4 separate regions of the Homo sapiens genome follow, and all the other regions are linked to region 4. Evidence: read pairs that join two places in POLR2A ChIA-PET (ENCODE). Cell type or tissue: A673. All regions are shown on one strand.

Region 1 (8,000 bases), 260 kb before region 4:
GATGGTCTCGATCTCTGGACCTCATGATCCACCCACCTTGGCCTCCCAAAGTGCTGGGATTATAGGCATGAGCCACCGTGCCCAGCCAGCTTTTTTGTTTTAAAAGTTAAATCCATTCTAATTACCCAAGCAATGCATGAATTCATTATCCTTTTGAGAAACTAGGTTGTTATAAAGATACTGTCATTCAGCTACCAACCACTCCCCATTCCTGTCCCTTCCCCTCTTAATGGCTGTTATGTTTGTTATACTTCCATTTAGACTTTAATATTTTTACATACATATATGAACTCATTGGAAATAGTGTGTTTAATGCAAATGGTATATTGAATTGTTTAGCAATTTGTTTGCTTTGCTTAATGATGTTTTTGAGATCTGTGCATGTTAGTTAATGTAGATCAGTCCATCCTCTGTAATTGCTGTATAGATTGTCATCATATGACTACCATATTTTACCTACGCAAAAAAAAAACCAACAAAAATAAACAAACAAAAAACCCCCAAAACCCCATAAAATGGAACATTCCTCTTAATTTGATAAATTTACTTTTGGTATATGGATCAAGAAAATGATACAAATGAAAGAGAAAAAAATCCAAGGATATTTGTAAGTGGATTCTACTGGAAATGCTCAAGATTTGGGGACTGGTTAAACAAATGATTGCATATTAACACAATAAGGCATTATAATATAATACAAATTATTATATATATAAAATACCTATTTGAGAGAGATATTTGAAAGATATTAATTAAAAGTGGCATAGTATTATATATGGTTTATATATATATAAATTATGTCTATAAAATTTACTGTTACTCTGAAGTGATAAAAGAATGAAAAAAATCAGAGGACCTTGGGTAATTAATATTTTCTTTCTTTTTTTTTTTTTTGAAATAGAGTCTTACTCTGTCACTTGGGCTGGAGTGCCGTGGCTCAACCATAGTTCACTGCAGCCTCCACCTCCCTGGGCTCAGGAGATTCTCCCACCTCGGCCTCCTAAGTAGCTGGGACTACAGGTGCACACCACCACGCCTGGCTAATTTTTGCACTTTTTGTAGAGATGGGATTTGTCATGTTGCCCAGGCTGGTCTTGAACCCCTGGGCTCAAGGGATCCACTTGCCTTTGCCCCTCAAAGTGCTAGGATTACAGGCATGAGCCACCATGCCTGCCTTGTAGCTAATACTTTATAGTAAAGGAATTTTTGCAGTTTGGTTGGCTATAATTATTTTGTCTTTCACTATATTACTAGATCAATCAATAGACAATGAAGATATTTGCCGTTTGAAACCACACAATATTTAGACAAAGAGCTTTTAGTTGGACCATGTATTCAAATAGATGACCATCTGTAAGGAAATATTTTACTGTGTAAGGGAAAATAGACTCAAATTTCCTCCCACTCTGATTCTATTTCTCTCTAGTACTCTTAAAGTTTTACTACTTTTTCCACTTCTTGTATCTTCTAATTCTTACAATATTCAAAGAAAACCTCATAGTGTAATTGTCAATTATACTCTAATTGGAATGCAAATAAGATTAGCATTGCCAGTTAAGGCTTGTATGATGCCTGTTTTAAATATCAATTGCACAACTAAAAAACGAGGAATACTTATGCCAAATAAGCAATGAGATGACTAAGTTGAATAAGATGTAAAATCTGCTAGCCCAGATATTAATATCCTATTACTATAATCTATGTTAATATCTTCCTGAAAAAACAATTGTAACACACATTTTAGAATGAACAATGAGAAGTTTGAACATAAACTGCATCAATAATTTCCGGCACGTTAGGAAGATAATGAAACCAACAAATAGTAATATAGAGCCCTGATGACCCAGAAAGTGAAATTTGATATCGCTCTTAATATTTTCCTTTTAGTATTCAGAAAATCTTACCAGGGAATAACAACAACAAATCATCAATGAAGAATGGTCTATTGGAATGTATAATGATGGTTTATATGATGTATATGATACCAAAAATAGTCAGCAAAACACAGTTTCAAACTAAGAAATCTTGTGAAATAAACTATCAAAGAAGAAACTAATCCCTAGCACTAATCAAATTCAGGAAGCCTAATTAGAGCTGTTAAGCCTAATCTGCCAATCTGGCATTTGCTCAAAATGTGGTCAGGAACACTAACTACTTCAGTGTATAAAAATAGAGATTATCTCAAAATCCACAATATAAGACATCATTATCTTCTGAGTAAATAATACAAGCTAGAGTATACCTCGTAATAAGTAAATGATCTCTTTTATTTTAACTGAAGAAAAAGAATCAATGTTCTGGATGTAAATGTCCTCAACAGTGTTTATTTCTTATTCTTGGCCAGAAAAGAAGAAATGCATTAAGTATGTAATAATTCAGGCAGCTGACAAAATGTAAAAAAAAAAAATTCAGATTCTAATCGCAAAGATAGTGAAGGTCTTCCGTCTGCAGCCCTCTAATTTTCTAACTTTATATACCCTCTCTCGGTGACCTCATCCACATCCATAGTTTCAATGATCACTTGTACACCTATAACTTCCAAATTGCCAAGAGTCCTTCCTCAGTGTCTTCCTCTCCTCCCAGCAAATGACTTCACTTATTTCCATCAAGCAAATTGACATCTTTAGAAAGTAGTTCCCTTAATCACGACCCATCCAAATACTTACCAGGACCCATCTTTCCTTAACTTGCTTCCATCCTGTGTGAGATCACTGCCTTCATTTGAACAGACTCTATAGCTCTCACCCCCATTATTCAGTTTTGGTTTTTTTGGTTTTTTTTTTGACAGAATCTCACTTCATCACCCAGGCTGGTGTATAGTGGTGCGATCTCAGCTCACTACAACCTCTACTTCCTGGGTTCAAGCAATTCTCCTGCCTCAGCCTCTCAAGCAGCCAGGACTACAGGTGCGTGCCACCATGCCTGGTGGAGTTTTTAGTAGAGATGGGGTTTCACCATGTTGGTTAGGCTGGTCTCGAACTCCCGACTTTGAATGATCCACCCGCCTCGGCCTCCCAAAGTGCTGGGATTATAGGCATGAGCCACCGCGCCCAGCCAGTGTTTTTCCTTTTCTGTCTCTCTTTACTGGTTCCTTTTTAGGATTTAAATAGAATTTAGCTCAATGTCACTCCCACCTCTGAAGATCTAGTTAAAGGGACTCAAATTCTGATGGCATGTGAAAGTCTAGCCCCTCCCTAAGATTTCTGCCAATTCTTAGGGGTTTATAATCACAGGACTCTTTCAGCCTCTAGGCACAGGGGGTCCTCGTGTGCTCTGTGTTTCTCAGCCATCTCCTTGGTTTCCAGAACAAAATCATTCACAACTAAGAGTGGTGAACTTAATTATTGACTTTATTGAAGGTATGTGAGATCCAGGGAAGGATCCCACTCCTCAGCACACACTGTCCGCCATCCTGCTCACTCCGCTCTCACCCCTCTCTCCATTCTTCCACTCCTCATCCTCTTTGTTCTGGGCTTCTCTGGGAATACCCAATTCACTCTGCTTCTAATGTTCTGGCATCAGCCAACTCTTTCTCTTTCTCCACATTATCAATTGCTGAGTTTCACTTACTATTGTCTTGCAAACTCTTAACTCTATCACTTTTATTTCATTTCTAGGCCAACACTGTTGTTTAGATTTCTGTCCCTTATACTTGGATTATTGTAGTATGGCAGTGAACTAACTGGGCTTGGGGCTTTGATTCTCTGTCCCCTCCAATAAATCCTGCACAGACCTGAAAGATGTGTCTTTCCAGAGTTATCCTTCATCATGTCAGTTCCAAGGTCAGAGTTCTTGAACAAATTCCAATTCTGATGTAATAAAGTCCCATTTGCCTAGCCTGGCATTTAAGACTTTCCATAATCTGGTCCCAACCAAATTTTCCAGCCTTGTCTCCCAGTCCTCCGTCACTCAAACCAGCCAAACTGGTAGACCCACTCTCTTTAGCATCTACCTGCACAGTCCTGTCTTCACAACCCTGGAATGTATTGTGCCCTTAATCCACTCATTTTCAAATCTGGTCTTAAATACTACCTCCCCTTCCAAGCCCTTCCTGGCTCTCTAACTGAGGGGTTTCCTGGGATATGGGACGTTCAGTGCTAAAACTGAACAGTCCTGGGCAAACCAGGACAGCTGGTCACTCTGCCTGTGATATATTCAGCAAAAGTCCTGAGGGAGAACAGGGAGGCAGTGCTTTCTCGTGGTTGCCTACTGTGGAAATTCAAAATTTTTGTGGCAGAATTGGCTACAGAAAACTCAAATGAGGGAAAAGGAAGGTGAATGAGAACACTTGTTCCACCTAATAATAGGCCCAGGCTGAGACCTTAATAAACTAACTGACTTCCTTTCTTCCTTCCTTCCTTCCTTCCTTCCTTCCTTCCTTCCTTCCTTCCTTCCTTCTTTAGTTCCTTCCTTCCTTTCTTCTTTCCCTCCCTCCCTCCTTCCCTCCCTCCCTCCCTCTCTCTCTTTCTTTCTTCTTTCCTTCTTTCTTTTGAATTAAGAAGAGCAAGGATGAATAAAAAGGTGCATTTCAAGTAAAGGAGTTTTTAATAAGGATCTAAGTGGGTGGGAAACGTACAGATCTTAGGAGTGAGAGGAAAATCTAGATAGGTAAACAACATTTTCCTTTTACTGTTACTTTGGAAATAACCAGAATCAGAGCTGGTCACTATTAGGAAAAATAAATGAACACCAAAAGTTGAGGCCAAACTTTCTGGAGGATTTTCATGCCAAGTTGAAATTCAAGATGAGTTATAAAAGTTTGGTACAACAACAGCCGATTAAGCAGTCAGGGAATTGTGTTAGAGATTTGTAACATGCACATGTTATATTGTTTGAGAACATTAAGATCTGTTATAGAAGAAAACTGAAATTAATGAACTAAGATGTGTTACACATAGATAACTGGTTAGTAAGTAAAGTATGTATGTATATGTTAAATGTAGATGCATGTTAAAAGGGATGGAATGATAAAGAAATGCCTAATAATCATGAGTCATTGCATATATATGAGGCCCCTGTGGCCAGATGTACTTGTCCTTGCATCCTTCCAATACAGCAAGTGGCTTAGGCAGCCTTAAATATATGGAACCCTTTGTTCAAACCTGAATTCTGGTCCTTGTAACCACACCACCAGCAGGGAAGGCTAATGAAGCAGCAGAGGGAGACAAGATGGATGAATATGGAGTTCCTCAGGATTCAGGTAGTGTGGCCCATTCATGCCACGAACATCCAATCCTAAGTATATTAATGTATGCTGCTTGTTTCCCCCTTTTCTCGCTATGTGTTTTAAGTTGATTTAATAAACTGTTGATGTGAACAGTTTAATTTGGTCTTGAAGTCTTTCATTTCCATGATCTCTGTGATAGCTTGTCTGGCAGTGGACTTGGAGGCTATGTGGCATTAGGATAATTTTCTACATGACATGATTTTAGAAAAATGTTCTGTCTGCCATGAAGGTGTCCTCTCTCCAATTGGCATTGTGTTATTAAATAAGTAGTCACTTTAATAAATAAGTTATATTTCTGGACAAATTTGAGGCTTGAGATCATTTATAATAATTTATCTTGGTAAACACATTTATGGCTTATTTTTGGTTGCTCAGATTATTTACATGTGACAATACTGTAATTGAATATGCTGGCTGTCTTTTCTTTCTTGCTTACTTTTTTCTTTTTCCTTTTATTGAAAATAGGCAGGGTACCAAGAATTACTAATTACAATATTCCTTCATTTCATGGGTAATGCTTGAGGAATGAATTAGCGATGCAAATGTTGAGTCGATATCCACAAATGTAACAAGTTTATGATGCTAGAAGTAAATGTCCACAGGTATTATTAGATTTATGAGCAGGCAAAAACAACAGCCAAAAGGCCTTCAAACCTCCAAAATCTCCATCCTTGGCTTCCATTAGAGTTGACTCTTTAAGATTAGGTTCAATCTCTAGAAAGTTCATTAAATAACTAACTCAATAAACATTTATTTAGAAACTCCTGCATACTAGACTTTGGATGGAGACTATAAAATCCCTGCCCTCATGGAGAAGCAGGGGAAAGAAGCAGCATACATTAATATACTTAGAATTAAATGCTCGTGGCGTGAATGGGCCACACTACCTGAATCCTAGGGAACTCCATATTCATGCGTCTTGTCTCCCTCTGCTGCTCCATTAGCCTTCCCTGCTCATGGTGTGGTTACAAGGACCAGAACTGAGGTTTGAACAAAGAGAAATCGGAGTAATTTAATGGCTAAGTGGCTGCCTGCATATCAGGTGTACAGAGTGTTTTCCTGCCATTATTTTTGCCAAAATAATTCACTGGGACTTAGTACATGAGCATAGTTTAGTTTGTGAGATTGACTGATGAAAAGTATGACCTGAGAAAAAGAGACAGGGCAGGTAGATTTGTGGGGAAAATAGACCTGGAAGTTCTTTTGTTTCATTTTGCTTTGTTTTTTTTTTGTTTTTTTGAGACAGAGTCTGGCTCTGTCTCCCAGGCTGGAGTGCAGTGGCGCGATCTCGGCTCACTGTAACCTCTGCCTCCTGGATGCAAGCGATTTTCCTGCCTTAGCCTCCTGAGTAGCTGGGATTACAGGCATATGCTACCATGACCGGTTAATTTTTTTGTATTTTTAGTAGAGATGTTGGCCAGGCTGGTCTCTAACTCCTGACCTCAAGTCATCTGCCCACCTTGGCCTCCCAAAGTGCTGGGATTACATGCCTAAGCCACTGCATCTGGTCCCAGACCTTGAAGTCCTTGACCATAGGTTGTATGTCATGATGGCACTTGGACATTTGATTTCTTTAGAGAAAAAGTCCCTATCTCATAAGATACAACCAAATAAGTTCAGAAGTAAAGAAGTAGAAGCCACTATAAACAATCCATAGAGGAAAGGAAACATTTAAATGAAAGGGAATGAAAGGAAAACATTTAAATCATTAGAGCAAAGAAATAAAACCACTAAGGAAAATTAATACATAAGACTACATACAAATTTTCAAATTCTGCACATTATAAACTTCTATATACGAATTAAAATACAAATAACAAACTAGGGGAAATGTTTTCAGTATATATGACAAAGTATTTAAAGTAATCGATTTTCATTCTACCAGAAAGACATGCACACATATATATTCATTGCAGCACTATTCACAATAGCAAAGACATAGAATCACCCTAAATGCCCATCAACAGTAGACTGCATAAAGAAAATATAGTACCTATACACCATGGAATACTATGCAACCATAATAAAGAATGAAATCATGTCCTTTGCAGGAATATGGATGGAGCTGGAGGCCATTATCCTTAGCAAACTAACACAGGAACAGAAAACCAAATACTGCATGTTCTCACTTGTAAGTGGGAGCTAAATAATGAGAACAAGTGGACACAAAGAAGGAAACAACAGACACTGGGGACTATTTGAGTGTGGAGGGTGGACGCAGGGAGAGGATCGGAAAAAGTAACTAGCCTCCTATCAAGGTGGCAAAATTATATGTACACCAAGCTCCCGTGACATGCGTTTACCTATATAAAAACCTGCACATGTACCCCTGAACCTAAAATAAAAGTTAAAAATATAATAAAATAATGGATTTTATAAAGTAGTAGAAAAAGGTAAACGATTTAGAAGAAAAATAAGCAGAAGCTTTTTATAAAGAGAGGTGTGCAAGTGGTTACGAAACACATGAAATAATATGCAGATTTATTAATAATAAAAGAAATAAGAGGTAAAATAACAGCCATTTGAACATTGTAAATAGAAAATGAGGGTTAGTGGGATGGATAATAAACTTTCATGAACTGCTTATAAGCATATAGATTTGCATGAAGTTTTTGGTGGATAATTTGGCAACACATTTCAAAAGGCTTGTAATAATTTAGAATCTATTACCTATCACACCTCCTTCTGGGAATTTATTTTAAATAAATAATTTAAGGCTGGGTGTGGTGGCTCACATCTGTAAATCCCAGAGCTTTGGGAGGCCAAGGCAGGC
Region 2 (8,000 bases), 480 kb before region 4:
ATGGCTTTAAACAAGTCATTCTCTGCACTGTTTTATGTAGCTGTAAAATTAAAAAACATTCAAACTTTAAATGAGATGGTATACTTGTAAAAAATGAGATGGTATGAAAGTACTTTTTAAAATTAAGGGCATACAGCATCTAGTGGTTAAAAATGATGCTGCCAGAGACTACTTACTGACAGAAAAATCTTATAATAGTAAGTTAAAAAAAAAAAACTAACAAAAATGATGCTCATAGTATGACCCCATTTTTAGAAGGCATGTGAATTCAACTGCCCAGGGGTCTAAAAAAAAAAAAAGAAAAGAAAAAAGGTATTAAGAATGCTTATTTCTGCATAAAAAGATTTAAGTGATCTTTATTTCCTTCTGTTTGCCTCTATTTTCTATGATGAACATGTATTAGTTTTGTAATAAAGAAAAATATTTAAATAAAGGAAGCCACTGAGGAGAAAAAGAGTGCTTTGTAAATATGAAGTATGATTAATAACACAAATGCAAGAATTATTAATCAGAGGCCTAGGGAGGAAAGACATCATTGTGTGGGGAGCTTTCCTAGAGATTTCTCAAATCATATAATCTGGGCTTCTAAACAACATCTACAGATTGGCAGGGTCTTTTAAAAGCAGGCTACCATAAGGAAATGTTGACTCTGGACATATTTTTTAAAACCAAATTCATATTTCACCTTGCTTGTCATTCTCCTCGACTCTCCCCACTACATAATCATCTAAACTAGAACCATGATGTAAGTGATATTGTTACTGGCAACCAACTATAGCGATGTGCGCTTACACATTTCACTTTTTGACTTATTTCTTTATGAACAGGATTTGTCTATTCATAACTCATACCCTGTGACTCTCGTTAGTATACCGAACGTTTATGCTTGCAAAAAAAATGTATGTTACTACTGCCTAATTTATCGTGTAAAGTGGCCTATGAACTTCTGTTGTGTTTTATGTTTCTCAAATCCCCCCTTAAAAACGTAAATAAATGTCTTTTAAATAACTTTTAAAATTATTTTTTCGAGCATTATATTTTTGAGATTTTGATCTTTTGGGATTACGGTGTTCAGGATTATGACTGGCTTCCCATGTCCCCATTGTCCCACTCTTTTACCATCTTTCAAATTAGACTGAAGGTGCTTTATCACCCAGAGCCTGGGCCCACCTACGTTATCTTTCACAAAGTACAAAACACACCTACAGGGAAAAGACCAACTCTAGGGCTCCTTCATCAAACATAAGCTTTTTGGAAAGTGGTCCCATGCTACTTTTGCCCTTTTATGGTTGCTAAGGTCTTCTCTCCTCTCCCAAGACAGAGGTGGGAGAGGGAACTGGGACAGACACAGCACTTGGCCTAGCAGAAGCTGCAATGCAAAATAAACCAGGATAAGCGGTGAAAAAAAAAAGGCTGACAAGGTGTGTCATAGTAAGTACCTATGAAAGGGCATTAATTAAAAAGACTGGGAAAACAAGTGGTAGAGACAGAATACATGGTCCCTCCCACAACCAAACACCCCATAATTAGTCACCAAGGAAATATTCCAGAGACCCTCAATTGAAAGCAAATATCCTTTTCCCAAAAATAAGCTGTGCTATCCTGAAACTGGAGCCCTCTCAAAACCTCAGTCAACAGACTACTATGATGCTACTCCCCGTTACATTTACAGTACCTTGGCATGATGTAGGTCAACACCATACATGGAAAGCCTCTTTGCATTTTCTAAGAACTGGGAATCAGCTTGTGCTGGCGATAAGCCCCTGAGAATCAAAAGAAACAGTATTATCTTATTAATGGATGCAGAGCAAATGTAGTCAGAATGGGAGGAGTGTCTGTGCTCAGAGGGTTTGGAGGAGAGAAAGTTACCCAGCCAAGTTTGCAGAAAAGTAGGAAATGGTAAGAAAACAACTCTCAACCTCTAACATTTTTCCCTTAAGATCCTATAATGTAAACCTGCTAAACTGCATGGAGGTATACCTCCACTCTTACCCATTTTATCTTAAAAAGTTGCTTTTGATTATTTTCACTGAGGAAAAAAGCCCCAGCAATAGTGTACAACATAAGTACTGGAGAATAAAAAACAGTGATCTCATCTTTCTGTGATAAACACATTCTTACTCCTTCATTTTATTTCACTAGAGTTGATCATAATAAAGATTGAAATTACTTGTATTTGATTTTATACCTATGATAGGTAACACAAATCAATTGTCCATACTAAAATTATTTCCATTCCTATCTATATACCCAACTAAGTAAACTTTAAGCTCCTAAAGAGCAAGATCATGTCCCATTAATTTTCACATTCCCCATGGCATGTCAGTACCTGATATTTCACATCAGAATTATACAACAAATGTCTATTGAGTAGAATTTAAGTAAATTAATAAGAAAACATTTAGAGTCAAATACCATATTTTTTTTAAAGAAAAATCAATGAATGTGGCCTGTTTAAAAACCTAATTTTTGAAAGTTCCTTTCAGATCACTTTAGTAATATTTAATAAAACTGTAATTTTGCAATATAGAACAAATTATCATTTTGTAGCTAGCGTTATAAAAATTTGTGTAAAAAGTCCATTTTCTTTTCACACACATATAAATGTTCTAGAAGCGTAATATGGTATTAATGTAATGTTAAGTAATCTTAGCTAAACCAACGGGTCATCTTCCAACGGAATCACCTGTACATTTCAGTTACTATTCCTACGTCCATCACCACCTACACTGGTAATTCAAATCCCAATGCCTCCTTATCTCCCTAGCTTTCTTACCACATATAGTAATAAGGACAATTATAAGGCAGAAGAAATATAAAGTAAATGTCAAATAAGTATGTGGACATGTTTGTCTCCAATGTGTATGTGTTAGGGGGATAGGGAGAAGAAGGTGTCATGGGGAAAAGTACATTTTTCCAATACATGAAAACATACAGTCTTACAAGTATAGTTTCTCAGACGGTAGTTATAAAAATAATGAAAGGATACCTCAAGGGCTCCACGTTGCCTTGATTAGTGCTAGGTGAAACTCCAAAAGGAAAAATTGGATAATCCTGTAAATCATGCTCAAATGTCTAGTAAGTGCTACAAGAGAAGCTATTTAAATCTCCCATGGCCATTCTCTCCAGTAAGCAAGGCAACAGACCTGTGGGTTTTGTGCAGCTCTGCCACCTTCTCTTCCAGCTCCTTAGTCTGAGTAGGGGCAAACTGGAATTCACTGAGGTCGATGCTGCCATGTTCTTCTGGGTCATAGTCACCAAGTTCAGCCTGCAGGGTGTAGGATCCCAGGAGAGCATGAGTCACAAAAGAGCAGGGCAGGCGGCCAGAGGCAATGTCCTGCCGGAGCTGAAGGCACAAGAAGTATCTGTGAGGAGCAGAGGGAGAAATGGGTCAGGGGAGAACCATTAGGTGAGATTGGAGCACTCACAGTCCTTAAAAGCTAGTACCCCTTTGAAAACAAATATACAATATAGGCACTCTTCATATAAACAGCAAAAATCATCTTCTCTAATAAAAAGCCTCAACTTGCTCCTTGGGCTTCTAAACTTGTGGCTTATTTATAGAAACTGAGTCCAGAAGGCTAATTTATATGTGTGTGTGTATATATATAAGAGTTTTATAACTGAAGTAAAAATTTCAATCACTTAAACTGTCTCCTTGGATTTCAAACTGTAATAAAAATTAGCACGCCCCTCAAAAGATGTAAGGATTAATAGATTAAAAAAAAAAACTAGTCTTAATCATTTGTAAGAAAAGCTAAGGTCACCCACCCTTTATCATCTTGACATTTCTTCTTTTCCAGAAACACCTTTAACAACAGTTATTGGTAAATCTCTACTTTGAAGCCCTTACTTTTCCATTTACCCCATTTAAAGCAGTAGCTAGCTCAGTTTAGCAGAAAAGGCCTGGGCTTTGAAGCCAGGAAGACCTGACTCTATATGACCTTGAGCAAGTTAATTTACTTGCCTAAGGGTAATTTCCCACCTATAAGACGCTAAGAACTCTACCTCCCTTTGAAGATGAGCATGAACATTAGATAATATAAATAAAATATCTGGTACATGCTTAAGAATCAATAACTAGTAGCTATAATAATTAGTGGCTATAATGTTTCTCATTCAATGTTCCATGTGGCTCACTACGGTTATAAAAGAATTTCCGTTTTCCATGAAATAAAATGCAGAAACATGTCATATATACCCTGTGGGTTTCCCCCACCTTTTAAGCCCCACTATCAATTCCTCTTGGTAACATTTTAAAATGTGATTTCTACTCTTTAACTTCACCACTTGCTATGGTCACCATGGATCCTCCCAAATCAACAGCAGAGTCCTCATTCTTTAAGACCTTTTAGAGACTGGCATTCATACTGGCAGCTGGCCATCTTAGTCCTGTGGACACTTGCCTGGCCTGGGTTTTAGGGCCCAATCCTCTTCCTGCTCTCTACCCTACACAATCAAATGGGGAGTGCTGGCCTCTGGTCCAGGCCTTGTTGTTACTGGGTCAGAGAGCACAACCCAGCACATGGGGCCAGGTCAGTTCAGAACCTGGATTACCACCCAAATACATCATCAGGCAGGGCGGGGACTCTGTTTATCATCACTATAGTCCCACAGTTACTGGAGGGCTTGCCACATGACAAGTGCTCGGTAATTGAGAGACTGAAAGTCTTCTCGCTATCACTACAGTATTTTGAGTATTTTATGCCTTGCAGATCTCCTTTTAAGGAGGATTATATGTTTCCTTGACCCGTAGAAAAACATAAGCATTAACAGTACATACTTCAGACAACTGAATTTTCAACCATGGGTCCAGGTTATCCTCAAATTCTCTAATAAACAACAGTGATGTTTCTCCACATTTTATGGAAGTTTTAGAACCTAAACACAAAGATTTCATCTTGTTGCTTCCTTTTATATTATTGTCTCTGCTTTTCACATTGGTCCTTTCCTCTGTTTTCAAAGCCTAAGTCTAAATCCTAAAAACTTCAAACAAAAAATGGCATGAGCTTCCTGAATTACCCAACTGTACCTTCACACAGCACTATGAAGCATTCTTCAAACATTATTCGAAATAGTGTTCTTGCCCTTCTCAGAAGCCTACCCCAGCTTCTAAATGTTCACTCAAGTCATGGTGAAGATTTCGATCATGACATTTAAGCTTCCAGGCCACAAGTACAGGCAGGTGGCTGGTCTCAGGCTGCACCACTGAGAACTTTAGTTAGCTGAGCAGACTATATTGTTCCTCCCACTAGACAGGGAGACTGTTCAAGTTCCATTTATATGGAAAACCAAAGTACTGATGCTACAAACTTGCAATCACCAAAGGATTATCATTCTCCAAACAAATTACTGCCAGGAGGAGTGTATGTACAGAGTGTTGGGTCACAAAGCCCCAGTTACATGCATTGTTCAGAGGCACCCCTGCAGTGAAGCTCTGCATCCTACACATGCCATTCGGTCAGGTTTTATGCTCTAAGTAGCTCACTGTGCAGTTACAAAAGCTACTATTTATTATTTACTAGGTGAAGCTAATTCATTCAGAGCTTAATTAGTGCATTCATATTCAGCAACAAGTAGTTTAAAAAAAAAAAAAAGGCCGGCCTGCTATGTACCCAATATTGGAAAGAAATTTCCATCCTTGCTATTTCACATGGATATTATGAACTCTTAACCACTTCCACAACTTGATGTCTGACAACAAAACTGGCCCAGCAGAAAGCATCAAAGATACAGGAACTAAAGACAAGCAGACTCTTTTGCTAAGCCCCTCTAGTTTTCTAAAAGTCATGCACTGCACACAGTTGTACTTGACCATGTAAGTAACCTTTTAAAAATATGGTATATAAAAATCATCCTTTAAAAAAAAAAATCAACCCTTTATACTTCCTCTCACCAAAGCTAAGAAATGCTATCCCTGGTACCCAGTGTAATCAGGCTAAGATTTCAAGCTACTTGTTGATTGATTCACAATGTTTCTGGTACCCAGTCTAACTGGGCTAAGATTTCAAGGTACTTGTTGATTCACAATGTTTCTTGGTTGCCATTCAGGTACTCAGAATCAATAAATATTCTCTTGCTCCTAAACAGAATCCTTTCTTTGCAATTCAAGTGTATGTTCTTATAGCTCACACAATCTCCAAGGAGATGGAAATGAACTAGCTATTGACTCTACATAAGAAATCCTACCTTGTTTGGTTCTGGAGGGAGAAGAGAGAAAGAAATTACCAGTTCAATTGGACTTTTAAAATAATTTCATTTTGCTAACCTCATATCATCTTTGTAATATGAGACTAGTATATAAGCACACATGAGTTATATACAATAAAAATGACCTTGGTATTAAAATCTCAAATATTAAATATTAGTGACTTTTAAAAGTATAACATAGAAAACAAAGTTGTCAGCAGTATCATTTTTAAAATTTTCATTACTAGAATATAAATGAAGATATTAAAGAAAGTGAATAAAATTTTTGAAACTGGCAACATTTCAAACTATTTGGATGTACCCATTTTCAAGGAAACTTCTAAAACTTAAGAAAAACTGTTTTGGTTTTCAATCCTGAAATTACCACTATGCTCCCAGGGCACAAAAATAAACGAGAGCTGTAAGGAAAGGTTCATTTAAAAATGCAAATATAAAGTACCTGGTGATATCTTCAGTCAATTGAGAAGGATCAGGAGGATAAAACTTCACATTAAAAGTGAATAGCCATGGAAGGTCTGTAATTATTAAATATCACAGTTATGCACCCAATTAACAGAAGAATGACTATTGTGATAAAATTTAAAGGTCAAGGATCAAACAGTACAGACTAATCCAACTATAAATCAGCATGCAGAATTTTTTTATTTAAATAAAATTAAAATTGTTTATAAAATAAAAATGAAATAAAAAATAAAATAGAAATCAATTACATAAATAAGCCACCATTAAAGAGTAATAGGTTCTCTTTCTTATAAACATTTACTGATACCTCAACATGTGTTTTATATGGTGATCTATTATACAAAAATTTTAATATAACCTCCATGTAATAGTTCTGAGATAAGATTCAATTTAACCACAGGATCTCCTGTTGCCAAATATTCTCCACCCTTTTTTTTTTTTTTAAAATTCAGGATTTTCTACATTGTTGTGGGGAAGGAGAGTAATGATCAAGAGATAATAGCTATTCAAAAAATTATTAATGGGCTATTTGAAGAAGGTGTTAAAAGAGATCCCAAGAAGGGAAAGCATGGTATAATTTCATGATACTTTAGGACAATACAATTATTTCCCAGGTTTTAGTAGAGTAGGTGTAAGTATATTCGTATATAACATACACTTGGCTGTATTGTGCCATAAAGAATGAATAAGTCAAGCAACCATATCATAAATGGCTTGTTAAAAGTTAAAACACTGCTATTTATACGTAAAATTTAACTGCTATTTTGATAGATCATGTGTAGGATAACTTTAAAAAAGTAAAACTATGGGGGAAAGGGCAGGTATTATTTTCCTAATGGAATCCAAATAATTCCACTAGCCTGAATTTAGAGTTTGACTTCAAGTTCATAATATTTTTAAATTAAAAAAATGTGTGTGTGTATATATGTTATTCCTTTTTTTTTTTTCTGAGACAGAGTCTCACTCTGTCGCCCAGGTTGCAGTGCCGTGGCATGATCATGGCTCACTGCAACCTCAACGTCCCAGGCCTAAGTGATCCTCCCATCCTAGCCTCCCAAGTAGCTGGGACCACAGGCATGCGCTACGATGTCCGGCTAACTTATTTTTTACTCTTTCAGAGACGGGGTCTCCCTATGTTGCCAGGCTTGTCTCGAATCCCTGGGCTTAAGCAATCTCCCGGCCTCAGCCTCTCAAAGTGTTGGGATTACAGGCATGAACCACCACGCCCAGCCAAGTTATTCCATTCTATACATATTTAAAGACCTTATGAGATGTTTAATTTATGAACCTGAAGAAAAATTCCTTGAATCCCATTCTCTTGTTCAGTG
Region 3 (8,000 bases), 98 kb before region 4:
TTAATTGATGAAAGAAGAATGGCCCAAGTTTCATTCGCCCTCAGCCACGCACAAGGGAAAGGGAACTTTGGGTTATGCCTCCTGGACGCAAATTAAAGGCCGAGAAAGAGGCCTTGCCATCAATGGAATACTGCCATTTATATTGCTTAGCAGGGCATTTGACTACTTTATCTGAGGCCAGAACTCTCACACACAGCTATCAAGTGCTAAGTTTAAAATAATCACTGTTGGAATTGTCATCTGTACAATTAGTCCATAATGTTTCATGTTTGTCCTAAGTGTGCTGTTGCTATGCAGTGTGATCTTTATTTATAGTAAATTATGTTTCATGTAAATGATATATTTTTGGTGAAATGCAACCTTTTCTATAAAATGTGGGCAACATTTTAAAGTTTTTTTAAAATCCTATTTTGATAAGTCAGTATGCCATATTTAATGAAATGTTATTATATAATTTTTTTTTCTTAGGCAAGAAACCTATTGGAATTCGAGACTTAATTAATGAAGCTTTGCATCGAGAAACGATGGGTCTGAAGTCCAAAGTGAAACAGATAAAGGAACTTTTATTAAAGCCTGAGACTCAGGCCAGAATTAGGAGGGAGCTTTTTGAAGGAAGACTTATTAACAACAGTAATTCAGCAAATGACGTTGATTTCAGCACAACTTTGACATAAGCTCTACATTGCGATTGTGACAACATAGCTTATGAAATCTTTTCAGCTTATTAAGTAGCTCTTTGGTAAACACCAAAGAAGTTTCTGATAGTGTCTGCACAACAGCAAACCAACATTTGGTGAGGAATTAGCAATTTCTTGCCAAAGAAAATTGATTCTGCCCAATTATTTTTTGAGCTACACTTGTGTTTTAGAATATCTGTTTCTGTAATATTGAGAGTTATTTTATAGAAATGATTTCTTAATTAGCTGTTGTGAGATATTTCTCGGGTCCTTGCAGAAAAAAACATACAGACTGTGAACAAATCATTCACAAACAGAATAAAACAGAGCCAACAACAGTATTTTAAGGGTCACTTGCCTCCTGTTGACACAATTGTTGCTAAATCAAAAGAAGCGTTGTCCAGGTGTGTCTACATCTAGTGTTACTTTTAATGAGAATTTGAATGTTTATTGAACAATAGTACTTGAATGAACATTTATAAATGTAATTATTGCGATCACTGGTTAAGAATGTTTTATATATCCTTATAATATTTTTCACTGATCAAAATGTTGTTCTGCTTTTTCATTTCTTAAGGAATACATGTTTGGGATTTTTATTTTTTACGTGTCCGAAGATAAGCTCCAGGTCTTATCGTATCCCTTGCCATCTGAACTTGTTTGCACTGCTTCTGTTTGAAAGAGCATCTTGAAAAACTTCCCCGGTATGATGATTGTTGGTAACAACTTTTTCTATAGTCATTGATGGAGTAGATCATGATGGAGGGGAAATCACTGGAGATCAAATATGTAAAATCATTTCAAATATAAAATCCAGTTTACTCATGGATTTTAGCTATTTTTTCACTGGGTAAATTATACTACATTTATTTACAAATGAGTTTATGCATTTTCATGGCTCTTAATAAACATATTGTTTTCCCTTGTTGCTTTTCCTCATTTCTTTTTTTCACTCTTGAGAGTAGTTGGATCTATGTTGGCGTAACGAAGTCATAAATCGGAGCTCCAATAGTTTAGTTTCAGTGTTGCTTCACCTTTATGATCCCGTCCTTCATGCTAAGAGAGCACAGTTGTCAAAGCACCTTCAACTTTACCCTTTAAAATCATATCAAATCAGTCAGCTTCACAGAGAATTAACAACAGAACCTTAAATTCAAAGAAAATCTAAATAGCGTCTTATAAACAGCTAAGAATGTGTCACTGATGTGACATCCTAGCAAAGATGAAAAGTGGAGGTCCATCCAGGTGCAGAATCCTGGGAGCTGTTTGCCATGAAACCCTTTTCAGTGGTAGAGGGCTTGACTGTTTGTTTGTAAATGGCTTCTTTAAGTAAATCCTTAAGGTAGAAAGCAAAGATAGTTTTGGCCTTGCCTTGTTTTTCAAACAAGGAAACAGACTCCAAAAGGTGGCATGCCTTATCCAGGGCCCCACTGCTATCAGGGAACTGGACTTGAACTGTCACCTGGGGCTCTATGTCAATGCCCCGGTGTTATCCTTACCACCCCATAATCTAAGTGAACAGTATTTCTGGAGAGAAGGCACTTCTCAGCGTGTATATACAGATATCCTCTGGGAGCGATTCCCAGTCCATCTAGATAATTTGAAAGGCTAAAATAGTATATACTTTTTGCAATCTGGGGTTACATGTCTTACTGTTATTTTAGTTTAAAATCATGATTTTTGTTAAATACTAAGTCCCAGGTTGTGTGCCAGGTGATTTAGGCGTATGATTAAATTTCTTCCCTTCAGTGACCCTATTAGGAAGTAATTAGTACTTTTACAAATTAGGAATCAGGGGCCCTGTGTGGTTAAATAGCCCAGGGTTATAAGCTAATAAAGGTGAGGCCAAATTTAAACTATGATCTGTTCTAATTCAAAGCCAACACTTTTTCCAAAATGCAGCACTTCTCTCCACCAAGTACGATATACTTGACAAATTAAAAAGTGTAAGAAAAGGAAAGTCACTTTCTTTTGACTAAACCAGCTTCCTTGCAGCCCTGAATTTCTCTGAACTTACATGAGAGTGATCAGCTGATGTGATAGAACTGAAAATCACATCACCCAGATACTTAATATAGGGATTAAGGATTCTAATCCTTACCAATGAAAGCTCCATTTAAGAAGGTTTATGAAGAAAATGGAAGGTATAAAATAAAAAATTTTATTTTCCATTTTTAAAAGTGAATAAGACATTAATTTGCAGAACTCTATGTTTGGGATCTGAAATGTTCCAAGTGACTTTATTCCCATTAGTCACAGAATAACTGCTCTTTGGGTCACGTAGGCAGAGTGAGTTGTCCTGAGTCGGTACTGTATGTTATGTAGCCTTGTCTTGTGACAGGGAGGCTGCGTGGTTGGCAACAGAGTGCTGGCTTGGGCCTTCTAGACTGTCTTCTAGACTTGGGTCCACCACTGACACATGATCTTGACCAAACTAATTCACTTTTCTGAGCCTCACTGCCCAATCTGGAATTGGAAAGAGTTTGGCAAGGTGATTTTCAAGGATCCTAGAACAGTGCTCTTTGTGACCACACCATGATGCTACTCATGCAGACACCGCTGTTTCAGTTAGCTACTGCTATGTGAGGCCTTGAAGGGGCCACGCTGTTCCATCTGTTGGCAGGAAGAGCTTAGAGTTCTAGAAGACTTTACACTCTGTTTGACTTGTGTTGGTTGTCAGCTTCGTGTAGGGAAGCCCCAGTGGCACATATTCATATTTATCAACAAATGCCAACATTTTTGGGGATCAATCACTGGAAAAATAATATGTCCTAGATGAATTAAGAATGTCAAAAAGTAATATTTTCAACAGCAGGACAAAATTCTGTCAGCTTTGAACTTGGACCCATTTATAAAATGTTAGATGATTATTGTATTAGTCTACTTCTCAGCATAGAAGTATTTATTTTTATAGGGCTTTGAGATATACTAGATTTATATTCAATAAATTTTAATTTTTAAGATTAATAATTTTTAATTTAGAGACAAAAAAATCTTAATTTTAAGATTAATAATTTTAAGATTCAAATTATTCATTCCAAAACTCCAAATGTGTTACCTTCCAGTCATCCCAGCAGCCAGGCACTCCCATAAGGAGGTAATTAAAGCAGTTTGACTTCATGTTCTGGACATTATTTCAGGCATGTGACCAAACAGATGTGTTTGCTTCTCTGCATTCGATCACAGATGCAGAAACCATCTATCACATCATGGAGCAAATTAGGAATTTATTTCATTATACAATCAAGATAGTGATTTATTTCATTATACAAACTGTAGATTTTATACTGTAAATTTAAACTTTTAGTATCTCCACACATAAATTGATGAATGGATAACCTTTCGTCATCCCTTATTTTCAACACTTTCAAATCTCACCTATAATAATTTTAACTTTAAACAAATTGTAGATACAACCCTAAATTCCAGTTTTCCTAGGTAGATAGACTTCATATAAAAATAAATAAACTTGGTGTACTTTAAAAAATAGTTTCTAGGTCCCTATATGAATTTGAGAGCAGCACAGATGCTAATGAGACAAGTCCCTAGATTATTTCATTCACAGTGAAAATGAATATTAAAGCAGTTCACTTAGAGTCAGTGAATTTAAAATTGTGATGTTAACTACAGCACTTCATTTCTGCATCACAGTTTTGAGGATAAAGGCTTATTTATAAGGTAATTTGAGAGCTTCTAAAGAGGAAGGTGCTATTATCATCTCCAAGGTGATATGCTCAAAACTACTTATTTGAATCCATTAAGTGTAACTGATAAAGTTAGGTGATTTGGGATGATTTTAAAATGTAAACTGCAATATTTACTCCTCTGCATATTCCATCATTTAATCATTTATTGGAAGACCATGAAATTCTATTACAGCATCAAAGAAACAATTAAAGTAAGAAATTCATTGTTTTCAGTAAATCTATGTTGCTTTCCCTGTAATGGTTCGCATTATTTCTGAAAAGTTACTATTCAGTGACACTGCCCTATATATTTACGTGTTACTTTCTTTGACTGATCTGAGAAAAGTGACACAGTCCTGCTTGCAGTCCTGCCAACTTTTGGTATATGCAGAAGCAGCTCTTGTTCTTAGGTAAACACAGTAAATTGGTACAATGCTTTATTTATTTTTAGAGACAAGGTCTTCCTCTGTCACCCAGGCTGGAGTGCAGCAGTGCAATCAGATCATAACTCACTGCAGCCTCCAACTCCTGAGCTCAAGGGATCCTCCTGTGTCAGCCTCCTGAGTTGCTGGAACTAGAGGCACACTACCATGCCCAGTGAATTTTAAAATTTTTTGTAGAGACAGGGTCTTACTGTTGCCCAAGCTGGCCTTGAACTCCTGGCCTCAAGTGATCCTCCCACCTTGGCCTCCCAAAGTGTTGAGATTACAGGCATGAGCCACCATACCTGGCCTGGTACAATGCTTTAAATTATTCCTGATACTTCCTGCCCAAAACCACTTGGGCACAATATTGCCATGATAATATCTTCAAACGAAAGACATTGTCTTCACTGATTTTTTTTAGTCACATATGTTATCTTATCCATAATTTCAAAAAATCTTATTTTGAAACCACTAATGTGGGATATATGAAGTTGTAGGAGGTAAGAGGACAAAGAAATTAATCTTACAGCTGGACAGGAATTACAGTGCTGAGGAAAGAAACGAAAATGATACTTATGCACGAATCCAAAGAATATCTGATATGCTAATTGAAGTAGAGAAAATAGAATGAATATGCAACAGTGGGGAGATACTAAGCATATCTTTTCAAGATTCTGGAAGACAAATTTAGAAGCTGTTTTTCCCAGGTCCATGCTCAAGAAGTGTCTTTAGGGAGAGGTAACAAGGGCCTTTGATGATTTGGTGGGCATTTGTCACACTTGGTGACTGCCCAGTATCTTTTGAACTCCTCTTCTGTCTTCGTGTAGCTTTCTACCTTGTGAACCTTGCTTCCCTGGGACAGAGGCCCCAAGGTGGAGGCCAAGAACTCACCCTCAGCCTTCCATGTCACTGGGGTTCAGATATGTGACCTGGGCTCCACCAAGCAACAGGGAAACCCTGCATGGAATCAGTTCATCCTGGCAGGGATGGTGGAGAGATAGCCAGCTCTCAGAAGCAGTAGTGGCAAAGGCCCTACCTGGCTGGGGTGTCCCACATCCCACATATCCCTATTCTGTGTAAGAATTACAAGCTGGTAAAAAAGTAGCACCAGCTGGATTCTCCCAGATCAGCTGGCAGTGTAATAAGGCATTGTTCCTACTGCTTAGCCACCCAGCCTAATTTTCTGGACCTTCTAAGGATTCTGTGAGCTACTGAATATCCTTTAATTAGTTCCCTTTCCATTTAAACTAGCCGAAGTTGGTTCTGTTATTTGCAGCTAAAAATCTTGACTAATAAAGGCTCTACTCGCTAAATCAGTATTTCAACACAAGGCACAACTGGCATTTTGGATTGGAGATTTCTTCGTAGTGTGGGATGGTTCTGTGCATAGTAAGTTACCAATCCAGATCCCCAGACACTAAATGCCAGTAGCAGATTCTTGTTATTGTGACAACAAAAATGTGCCCCACACATTTCCCAATCCACTTCAGACAGGGGTCACACAACCCCCAGTTGAGGAGTACACTATTAAATAGTGCTTTCCCAGCAGTGTTAAAGAGTTAGTGCTCCTTCCCACCTCCACTATTATCAAGAAGTAATTTAGTCTCGAAGAGCACATGCTCACTGGGGTTCTGTACACACATTATCAGGAACTGGGATAGAAAACAGGAAAATGAAACCACCGGCATAGTTTATGTGACATGGATCAAAATACCTAGTTACTGCACTTGGAAAATGGCTGAAAGGATCAGTTGTGATGACAGTTATGATGCCATTGTTGCAGGAATTTTCTTGGTTTATGTGATTCTTTGGGTAGACTTAGATAGTGAAATAGAGAAGATAGCCTCCAAATTTTAAAACAATATGACATGATTAACATATTATTACTTAATATAATAACAGGGCTATTTCTTATTCATTTCATTAAAAAAGGAAGTTAAAGTATTTTACATTATATGCTTAAGAGGAAAAGTCTATAATAAATGTACAGTAGTCCCCCCTTATTCATGGGGGTTATGTTCCAAGATCCCCAGTGGCTGCCTGAAACCGTGGATAGTACCAAACCCTATATATACTATGTTTTCTTCTATACACAGGTAAGTTTATTCTATACTTCTAATATATACCTATGATAAAGTTTAATTTATACATTAAGTACAGTAAGATTAACAATAATAATAAAATAGAACAATTATAATACTATACTATAATACAAGTTATGTGAATGTGGTCTCTGTCTTAGAATATATTGTACTGTGCTCACTTATTTTCAGAACTTAGTTTGTAACTGTGTCCCAAAGAGTTAGAGAAACCAATGACTAACAGACTGGGTGTGGTGGCTCACGCCTGTAATCCCAAAACTTTGGGAGGCTGAGGTGGCTCACGCCTGTAATCCCAACACTTTGGGAGGCTGAGGCAGGTGGATCACCTGAGGTCAGGAGTTCGAGACTAGGCTGGCCAACATGGTGAAACCCTGTCTCTACTAAAAATACAAAAATTAGCCGACCATGGTGGCGCTAACCTGTAATCCCAGCTACTCGGGAGGCTGAGGCAGGAGAATCACTGGAACCCAGGAGGCGGAGGGTGTAGTAAGCTGAGATCGCACCACTGCACTCCATCCTGGGCGAAAGAGCAAGACTCCATCTCAAAAAAAAGAAAAAGAAAAAAAAAAAAAAGAAACCAACAAGCAATGTCTATCAGAAATTCTTGAGTTTTCATGATGGCAGATAAGAAACAACCTGCTGAAACACTGAAATTTGCTCTTCTTATGAGATAAAAGAACTGGCTGAAATCTGTTTGAACTCAGATAGCAGACTGGCATTTGTGCAGAATGAACCTGCTGAAGTCATAGCCTGAATTCCCACTGCATGTTTCATACTAACTCCCCCTGAATTTGCACACGGGACCCATGAAGTGGCATGAAGAGATAACTGAGCATGCCCACGGACTTTCCAGACCTCCCCTTTCCTTCCACCAACCACCTGCTAATCCCAGTATCCACCCCTTAAACTTTTTCTAATAAAATTACTGCCTTAAGGCCAGCACAGGGGGACAGATTTCAGCTTGACTCCTGTCTCTTTGAGACGATTTTCAATATAAAGCTTTTCTTTTCTCAAAAAATCTGGTGTCAGTTTTGACTTCCAGCACATCAGGCAGGGAGCCCCATTTGCTCGATAACAGGTTGACACCAAGTAACTGAAACCGAAGGTAAG
Region 4 (8,000 bases):
AAGACAAATACTATACGATTCCACTTATATGAGAGCTCTAGAGTAGTCAAATTCCTGGAAACAGAAAGTAGAATGGTGGTGGCCAGGGAAATGGAGAGTGTTTGTTAATGGGTGGAACTTCAGTTTTGCAAGATAAAAAGGTTGTGGAGATTGGTTGTACAACAGTGAACATACTTAACACTACTGAACTGTATACTTAAAGACAGTTAAGCCAAGTGCAGTGGTATATGCCAGTAATGCCAGCTACTCAGAGAGGGGAGAATCACTTGAGGCCAAGAATTCAAAGATGTAGTGTGCTGTGATGGCACCTGTGAATAGCCACTGAACTCCAGCCTGGGCAACATAGCAAGACCCTGTCTCTTTCCAAAAATGGTTAAGATGGCAACATTTATGTTATGTGTATTTTGCCACAATTGAAAATGTTTAAAAATTAAGAAAAATAAGTAAAAGCTATGTTATCTCAGAAAGTGGATGAAATGAAGAAGAGGAGCTGGCATTCCCATGGTCCAGAGCCCCGCCTCTAACCCTCATTCTCTGCTCACCCCATGCTACCAACTGGGCAAATACGTCCAGTGGCTATTAATCTCACTGGCTAAATTGAAGCTGCTGCTAGGCTCTCTTAACCAGTGGCTTAAATAGCATAAATGCTACAGGGCTGTGTCCACGTAGCAGGGGCTGACTCATCCCTGGGAGTGTGGTAAATCTTGGTCTGCATCTTGATTTCAGACTGAATTCTCATAAGAATCTCCTACTCTGTGGTTTGCTTCCCTGGATATTTTATTTCATGTTCTAGAAGAAAATACTTCCTCAGATGACTGGCAGTGGGCACATTCTATTCCTTCAGGTGAATCCCCATCCTTTACCCTTAAAGTTATCCTCACTCAATGTACCCCAACAGGAAAAATATTTCTGAATACAGTAGTCTAACAAGAGTACATTTTGGTCATGACTAACACCATCATTCAGAAGTGACTATCAATTCTCTTCCTCATTGTTAGGTTGGGATGCCATGAGCCTGGTCCAACTTATTTTGTGTTTTTGCTTCAGTTCTTGATGGATTCTTTCCTATTCCTTACCTCTTAAAAAAATCTGAAAAAAATCTACCTATCAGTCGATATCTATCAGGTGATATGATGAGCTGATTTGTACACCCACCCAAATTCATGTCTTGAAGACCTAATGCTTAGTACCTCAAATATGACTGTATTTGGAGATAGAGTCTTTAAAGATGTAATTAATTGAAAATTAGTTTACTAGGTGGGCCCTAATTCAATAAGACTGATGTCCTCATAAGAAGAGGAAATTAGCACATAGTCACAGAGGGAAGACCTATGAAGAGACCGGGAAAAGATGACCATCTACAGGCCAAGGGGAGAGGCCTCAGAAGAAACCAACCCTGCCAACACCTTGGTCTCGGACTTCCAGCCTCCAGAATTGTGAGAAAATAAATTTCTGTTGCTTAAACCCCCCAGTATGTGGCCCGTTGTTATGGCCACCCGAGCAAACAAATTCAGGCCAATAACTGAATCTCCCTCCTCAGGAACCATCAATAATTCCACACAAGGAAGACAAACATTTTCCTAGAGAAGTCAGTACCCACACCTGCTGAGCATTAGCTCCGGCCACACACACAAATTTACTTTACCAAAATGACGACTTCCTTTTCAGGCTACAACATCTGTTCCTCTAGTTGTTGAGCGATTTTCTTGAAATGCTTGTGCACTTACTTTACATTTGTGTAATTAAAAGTGAAGGGTGTTGGCATGTCTGTGTTGGAGCAGGAAGGAAATTCAGCAGTGCGGAGAGGGGAGGAGCCACTCCAGCTGTCGCTCCAGCTGGGGCCTTTTGGGCCTGTTGTGCCTTAGCCAGTGGCCTCTCATGCACAGAAACATGGTGCTTCTGGCACAGCCTGTTGGACCCAAAGTGTCACACTACCGACTCTGGACTCGATTCATCACTGTCCTTAATTCTCCCTTCCATGTCATACTGCCTTCCACTCTCACTCCCTAAGTCAGTGTGTGCGTGAGTGTGTGTGTGTGTGTGTGTGTGTGTAGTCTGAAATAACTCCTGAAGTTGTACTAAGGGAGAGGCTGCATTGCTAATGGCTACAAACCATACTTGCTCCAGGAGCAAAGGAAGAGAGATGAGATGACGGCATGCCTGCCTGGAAGAATAAAGCAAAGCACACAAGGTCCTCTTTCAGTTTATTATGTTTTTCCATCTAATTGTGGAAAGATTCAGTTTGCTTTGTTTCTCTCCTCATGCAGTGCGTAGGGAGAATAACCCAGGAAGATGATATGTCAGGAAGTCAGGAGACATTCCCGTTTGTGATATCGGAAGGGAGAGGGGCCCTAATTTCCCAGATGGATTTTTAGGCTGCCGAAGCTGAGCTGCAATGATGTCTACAGCACCATGGTTAGCGCCCACACAGAAACGCACATTTGTCTTCCCTCCTTGAACTTGTGAAGTGTGTGAGGGCTTTTCTGAGTGGAATGGAGCAGTGGGGCAGACTGACCTTGTTAGGATTCTCTATTGTAGGGCCATTCTGGCTGATCGGGTGATTTGAGTGTTGAAAAAGCAAGCTGTCCTAATAGTTTCTTTATAAACATGTTTAGACCCAGATAAAAGGCTGAACCCTAAACCGGGTATAAAATGGCTGATTTCCTTCGAGACCTACAGGGTGTTTGCTAGTTCCCTCAGCTGGGCTGGAAAGGCCGCATGAAGCCTGAGGGCTTATTTCTAAATACATACACACCCCATGGCTCTAGTTTATTTATAAAAATACAGACTACAGACATAAGGACACAACTCTGAGGAACCGTGAGTCCTCTTCATATGCTTAGAACTGAAAGACAAGCCTAAGTTATTTTGAGTGTAAACACTTCAGTTTTTCATAGAACGGGAGCCTTTCCATTTGACTTCATTGGTCAAAAAGCCAAACTGTTATTAAACAGTGATTGTTGATCATCTAAACCAGGAGGGAAAAGTATCTAGAATTACTAAGTGTTTATAAAATACGAATTGCCTTAAAAAAAATTGCAGATAGAAACAGAGCCCTGGAATCATCAAAGTCACTGAGATCTGATGGAACAGAGAATTACCGTGAATTCAAACGTGAATTCAAACAGGTGAGATCCCACATGCCAAGACCTCAAAGGGCAGCTTGGAGCCCCACAGAAACAATAAAAACAAACAGGTCTCTTGTTTAGTCAACTTGGGTCTGGGTCAATTTTATCTATTTATACAGATGTAACAGGAGGTCTGAAGCTCGCATTTCAAACACGGAGTCATTAACCATGAAAAGTCACCCTGCGAAGGGAGAATGTGCAGCTGGTCTGTCGATTGGCAAAAGCAGCGAACCCCGGGGATGGTGCGCAGCATGTCGTTAGTGTAGTCAGAGAGCGGCACTGTCACTAGGATACTACAAATTACTGTGGAGCTGGGGTGGCTTGTCACTCAGGGAGTTGGCAGCCCAGAGGAGCTCATCTCCGTGGGCCTCCAGTGTTAAAATGAGGAATTGGACCAGATTGGTGTTTCCTCAACTATGATCCACAAAAATAGGATTCTATGGGTAAGTTTAGAAAAGTCTGGGTTCAATAAGTTAAATAGGATTCTTTACTTTGATATTTCATAGATTCAATATTTTAAGGATATTGTGACTCCCCCCAAATGGGGATAAGATAAATGATGTTCCCCAAAGGTGCTTGAACACAGAATTATTTGGGAAATGTTGAGCCAGCAGGTCTAATATTCCAGGATTCCAGAGAGAGAATGAGGCCATGAGAGGCAGGAGTGGAGAAAGAGAGAGACCCCTGGCTCCTGCTTCCAGAACCCCCTCTGTGCCTTCCTGAGAATGGAAGAAGCTGGAAGGGGCCCCTTGGAGTCTTTATGGCAATGGCAGAGGTTATAATTTTGCAAAAAAAAAAACACAAAAAAACAAAGCAAAACAAAACAAAACTAGCACTTTCTAATTAGGATGAAACTTGTATTTAGGCACAGTATATACTGACCTGTGATGTGTTGGTTTAGGTGCTAAAAAGTTAACCCTCTCAAAATTCTTTAGCCACTAACAATGAATCTCTTAATTCCAGTCACATTCTTTGTGTCATGTTAAAATGCAAATATCCCAGGAGAGAGACCTGACATGTTATAAATATTGTATGAAGCTCTTAGACTCTTTTCTGAGGAAGGAAGGAAAGAAGGATGGGAAGAAGGAAGGAAGGAAGAAGGAAGGAAGGAAGGAAGGAAGGAAGGAAGGAAGGAAGGAAGGAAGGAAGGAAGATTGTAAAAATGGCATAAGAGGGCTCAGGTTTTCCTGAGTTGCACTAAGATTAGGTTCCCTGTAGCAGAGCCTGAGACAGGGATTCTGGTGAAGAGGGCTGTTGAAGGCATGTTCTTGGGAGAAAGGGAATTGGGAAAACAAGATCTGACAGGGGAAGAAAGCTAAGCAAGGATGAGTTCTGCCACAGCCAGGCCCCACAGGGGAGCTCTGGGCCATAGCCGCCCCACAATTTGTCTCATCCGGAGACAGAGGCCAACCTTTTGTATCTCTGTGTCAGGCAGTCATTAGTTGCCAGCTGCCCCATCCTGTGTCCCTGAGTGGGGTGCAACCTTCCAGACAAGGACGCTCCCATTCAGCTGAGGGCACTGCTCTAGGGAAGGGGGCGGTGTGAGTAGTCAGGGGCCAACACTCACAGTAACTGCAGCCAGATGGAGAGGATCTGGGTGGGGCACCGGCTGCACCCACTCCACATGTATTCAGAATTGGCTCTGTTTGACTCACAAAATTTCAAGTAACTGAAATAGCTTATGAAATTCCTCGCATTTCTTCTTCTCTTGGAGTCCTAAGTGTTGATTAAAAAAAGCCTTTTCTAGTGAGAGCTTGACATTTCCTTGGGGGAATTTTAACAATACTCTAAGCTCTTCTCTCAGTTCCGGTAATTATTAAGGATTAAAGGAATTGTGATGTTCTCTGGTCTGTCTAGATTATTTTTCTTTCTATCAGAAGGATTTTTCAAAGGGCACTTGACATGCCCATATCCTTTTGAGCAATACTAAAATTCTGTATTTAAAAAAAGGTGTAGGGGGGCTACTTATCTTTTGAGAAGAAAAAGCTAGTTTCATGGCTTTCATTTTTCTCACAAATCTGCCCACACACACACACACACAAGGAAAGAAAACCTTCTGCCTTTCAGACACTCTTTTTTTTAAAAAAACATAAAGCAATTCTAGACCTATTTTGAGGAGATTTCAAGGTAATCCTTTTTAGTTCTCAGTGTAAAATAAGAATAATGTGGCTCTCAATGTAAAAGTTTTTAAAAATAATTTGCCTAATAATCATTATTTAGCTATAAAGTCTTTCTGGAGCGTGCCTTGAAGAACTGCGAAGGGCTTTATTTATTTATTTATTTTTATTTTTTACCCTCCAAAAGAATGCTTGATTTGAAGGGCTTAGGTTCTTTTCAAAGCCTCCAGTTCTCTTTTCTATTTATCTATCAAATGATAGGGGGAATTCAGCTTAATCCATTCCCCTATTTCTGCGGGTGTTTGGTGTAGGGGAGCCCAGGGGGAGCTTCCCCTTCCCCCTCTGAAAGTTGTGAACCCAAAATATCTGAGACAGGTCTCAGTCCATTTAGAAAGCTTATTTTGCCAAGGTGAAGGACGTGACCTTAACACAGCCTCAGGAGGTCCTGATGACATGTGCCCAAGGTGGTCAGGGTACAGCTTGCTTTTATACATTTTAAGGAGACATAATACATCAATCAATACGTGTAAGATTTATATTGGTTCAATCTGGAAGGAAGAGACAACCTGAAGGGGGTGGGCAGATAGGCTTCCAGGTCATAGGTAGATTTTCCAGGTCATAGGTGATTGGCAACTGGTTGAAAGAGTTATTATCAGTAGAAAGAAATGTCTGGATGAAGATAACGGGTTGTGGGCCGAGCACGGTGGCTCACGCCTGTAATCCCAGCACTTTTGGGAGGCCAAGGCAGGCAGATCATGAGGTCAGGAGATCGAGACCATCCTGGCTAACACGGTGAAACCCCGACTCTACTAAAAATACAAAAAATTAGCCGGGCGTGGTGGCAGGCGCCTGTTGTCCCAGCTACTCGGGAGGCTGAGGAAGAATGGCGTGAACCCAGGAGGCGGAGCTTGCAATGAGCCGAGATCAGGCCACTGCACTCCAGCCTGGGCGACAGAGAGAGACTCCGTCAAAAATAAATAAATAAATAAATAAATAAATAAATAAATAAATAAATAAATAAGATAACGGGTTGTGGAGACCAAGGTTTTATCACGCAAATGAAGCCTCCAGTTAGCCGGCTTCAGAGAAAATAGATTGTAAATGTTTCTTATCAGGCTTAACGTCTGTGTTGCTATTAACGCTGGACGGGTACAATGAGGCATGTCTAAACCCCTCTTCCATTATGACCTGAACTGGATTTTCAGGTTTACTCCAGAATGCTCTTGGCTGAGAGGAGGGGTTCATTCAGATGATTGTGTGGAGGGAGGGAGCTTAGAATTTTATTTTTGCTTTACAAAGTTCACTAAAAAAGTCAACTCCCAAAAGGCAGATGAATTGGAGGAAAGGCATACAGATTTACTTAATGTGTACACAACATGCATATGGGAGAATCCCGGAGTGACTGCCCACCCTGCAAGGTGGTTCAGACGCATGTGTATCATCCTAGCAGAACAGGTGGGGAGCAGGGAGGATTTGGTTGAGGGAATCTGGGGAGAATGAATGGATCAGGGAGCAGAGATTAACTTGTATGTTATCTTGTGAATGGATCTGTTCAGGTGTGAATAGGTTAGGGGGGAGAAAGTGTATAATTCACATGGCACCAAAATAATGTTAGGGGCGGCGAATATCCAAGTTACTGGTCCTGGCAGCGAATCTGTACCTGTCTGCAGCAACCTCAATTCTTGCCTCCTCAGAAGAAAGAATTCGACTGACGGGCATACAGCAGAAAAACAGACTGAGGCAAGTTTCAGAGTAGGAGTGGAAGTTATTAAAAAGCTTTAGAGCAGTGGCCAGGCGCGGTGGTTCACATCTGTAATCCCAGCACTTTAGGAGGCCGAGGCGGGTGGATCACTTGAGGTCAGATCGAGACCAGCCTGGCCAACATGGGGAAACCTCGTCTCTACTAAAAATACAAAAATTAGCTGGGCATGGTGGCTCACTCCTGTAGTCCCAGCTACTTGGGAAGCTAAGGCACGAGAATTGCTTGAACCCGGGAGGTGGAGGTTGCAGTGAGCTGAGATGGTGCCAGTGCACTCCAGCCTGGGCGACAGAGTAAGACTATCTCAAAAAATAATAATAATAAATAAATAAATAAGAAGGAAAAAAAAAACTTAAGAACAGGAACAAAAGGAAGGAAAGTACACTTGGAAGAGACCCACATAGGTGACTGGAAGGACGAGTGTGGCATTTGACCTTTTGACTTTTGGGTTTTATATGCTGGCATACTTCTGGAGTCTTGAATCCCTTTTCCCATGATTCTTTCCTTGGAGTGGGCCGCCCCCATGCGTGGTGGCCTGCTAACACGTGGGAGGTGAACATGAGCAGTGTGTGTACTGCAGTTGTATGCATGCTCACATGTGGTGTTCTTCCCTTTTCTGGTAGAATGCCCCCAGAAGGCCATACGCTGCCATTTCGTCTCTTTATGCGCATGCTTGAGCCCAGTTGCCCAATTCCTGAGATTTTATTAGAAGCTGCCAATGACCAATTTCAAGTTTGTGTCTATTGGGAAATTGCCTCTCCCTGCACTTGCTCTGATCAATTATCATTTTAGAGAGGCAGTGTGAAATTCCTGGTTGGTCAGGAGAGCCCTCTCCCACCCCGCTTGTGCTTGACTAGCTATGTACTGTAACAGTTACAGTCTTGGTTTTACAGGGAGAGGAAGAAAAAACAAAAACAATTGTTCCTTTTGGTGGGTTGCTTTAGGCAGATAAAGGCATCCTGTGTTTTGGGAGAGAGAGTGAGGGAGGGAAGGTCA

What was found. Peaks named below come from ENCODE experiments on the same cell type or tissue, not always from the same donor. Only the 100,000 strongest peaks of a DNase experiment are listed, where the experiment ranks them.
Region 1: POLR2A ChIA-PET joins it to region 4 with 14 read pairs; 2 of 35 experiments call an interaction of 5 or more read pairs at or near these places.
Region 2: POLR2A ChIA-PET joins it to region 4 with 11 read pairs; 2 of 35 experiments call an interaction of 5 or more read pairs at or near these places.
Region 3: POLR2A ChIA-PET joins it to region 4 with 11 read pairs; 5 of 35 experiments call an interaction of 5 or more read pairs at or near these places.

What each region holds. Positions count from the first base shown.
Region 1 is chr6:131,120,598-131,128,597 of GRCh38, forward strand. All of the region lies in intron 2 of LOC102723445 (a long non-coding RNA gene), which reads right to left. It also overlaps a transcript of AKAP7 not described here. Among named protein-coding and RNA genes, the nearest start is that of AKAP7, 11 kb to the right of the region's middle. In A673, no CTCF peak of the experiment used is centred here; DNase peaks (open chromatin) are centred at 1,634, 2,124, 4,254, 5,064 and 2 weaker places; H3K4me3 peaks cover 1,126 bases; H3K27ac peaks cover 6,262 bases.
Region 2 is chr6:130,897,816-130,905,815 of GRCh38, forward strand. It overlaps EPB41L2 (erythrocyte membrane protein band 4.1 like 2), which reads right to left. Exons shown (of 20, transcript NM_001431.4): 6 at 6,650-6,725; 7 at 3,147-3,365; 8 at 1,676-1,763. Among named protein-coding and RNA genes, the nearest start is that of SMLR1, 74 kb to the left of the region's middle. RefSeq lists an enhancer at 4,441-4,610 and a cis regulatory region at 4,526. In A673, no CTCF peak of the experiment used is centred here; no DNase peak of the experiment used is centred here.
Region 3 is chr6:131,281,931-131,289,930 of GRCh38, forward strand. AKAP7 (A-kinase anchoring protein 7) reads left to right here. Exons shown (of 8, transcript NM_016377.4): 8 at 1-1,602. Among named protein-coding and RNA genes, the nearest start is that of AKAP7, 150 kb to the left of the region's middle. RefSeq lists an enhancer at 1-419. In A673, no CTCF peak of the experiment used is centred here; no DNase peak of the experiment used is centred here; H3K27ac peaks cover 887 bases.
Region 4 is chr6:131,379,482-131,387,481 of GRCh38, forward strand. All of the region lies in intron 3 of LOC105378005 (a long non-coding RNA gene), which reads right to left. Among named protein-coding and RNA genes, the nearest start is that of ARG1, 190 kb to the right of the region's middle. In A673, no CTCF peak of the experiment used is centred here; DNase peaks (open chromatin) are centred at 1,680, 3,410, 4,300 and 4,880; H3K4me3 peaks cover 711 bases; H3K27ac peaks cover 7,682 bases.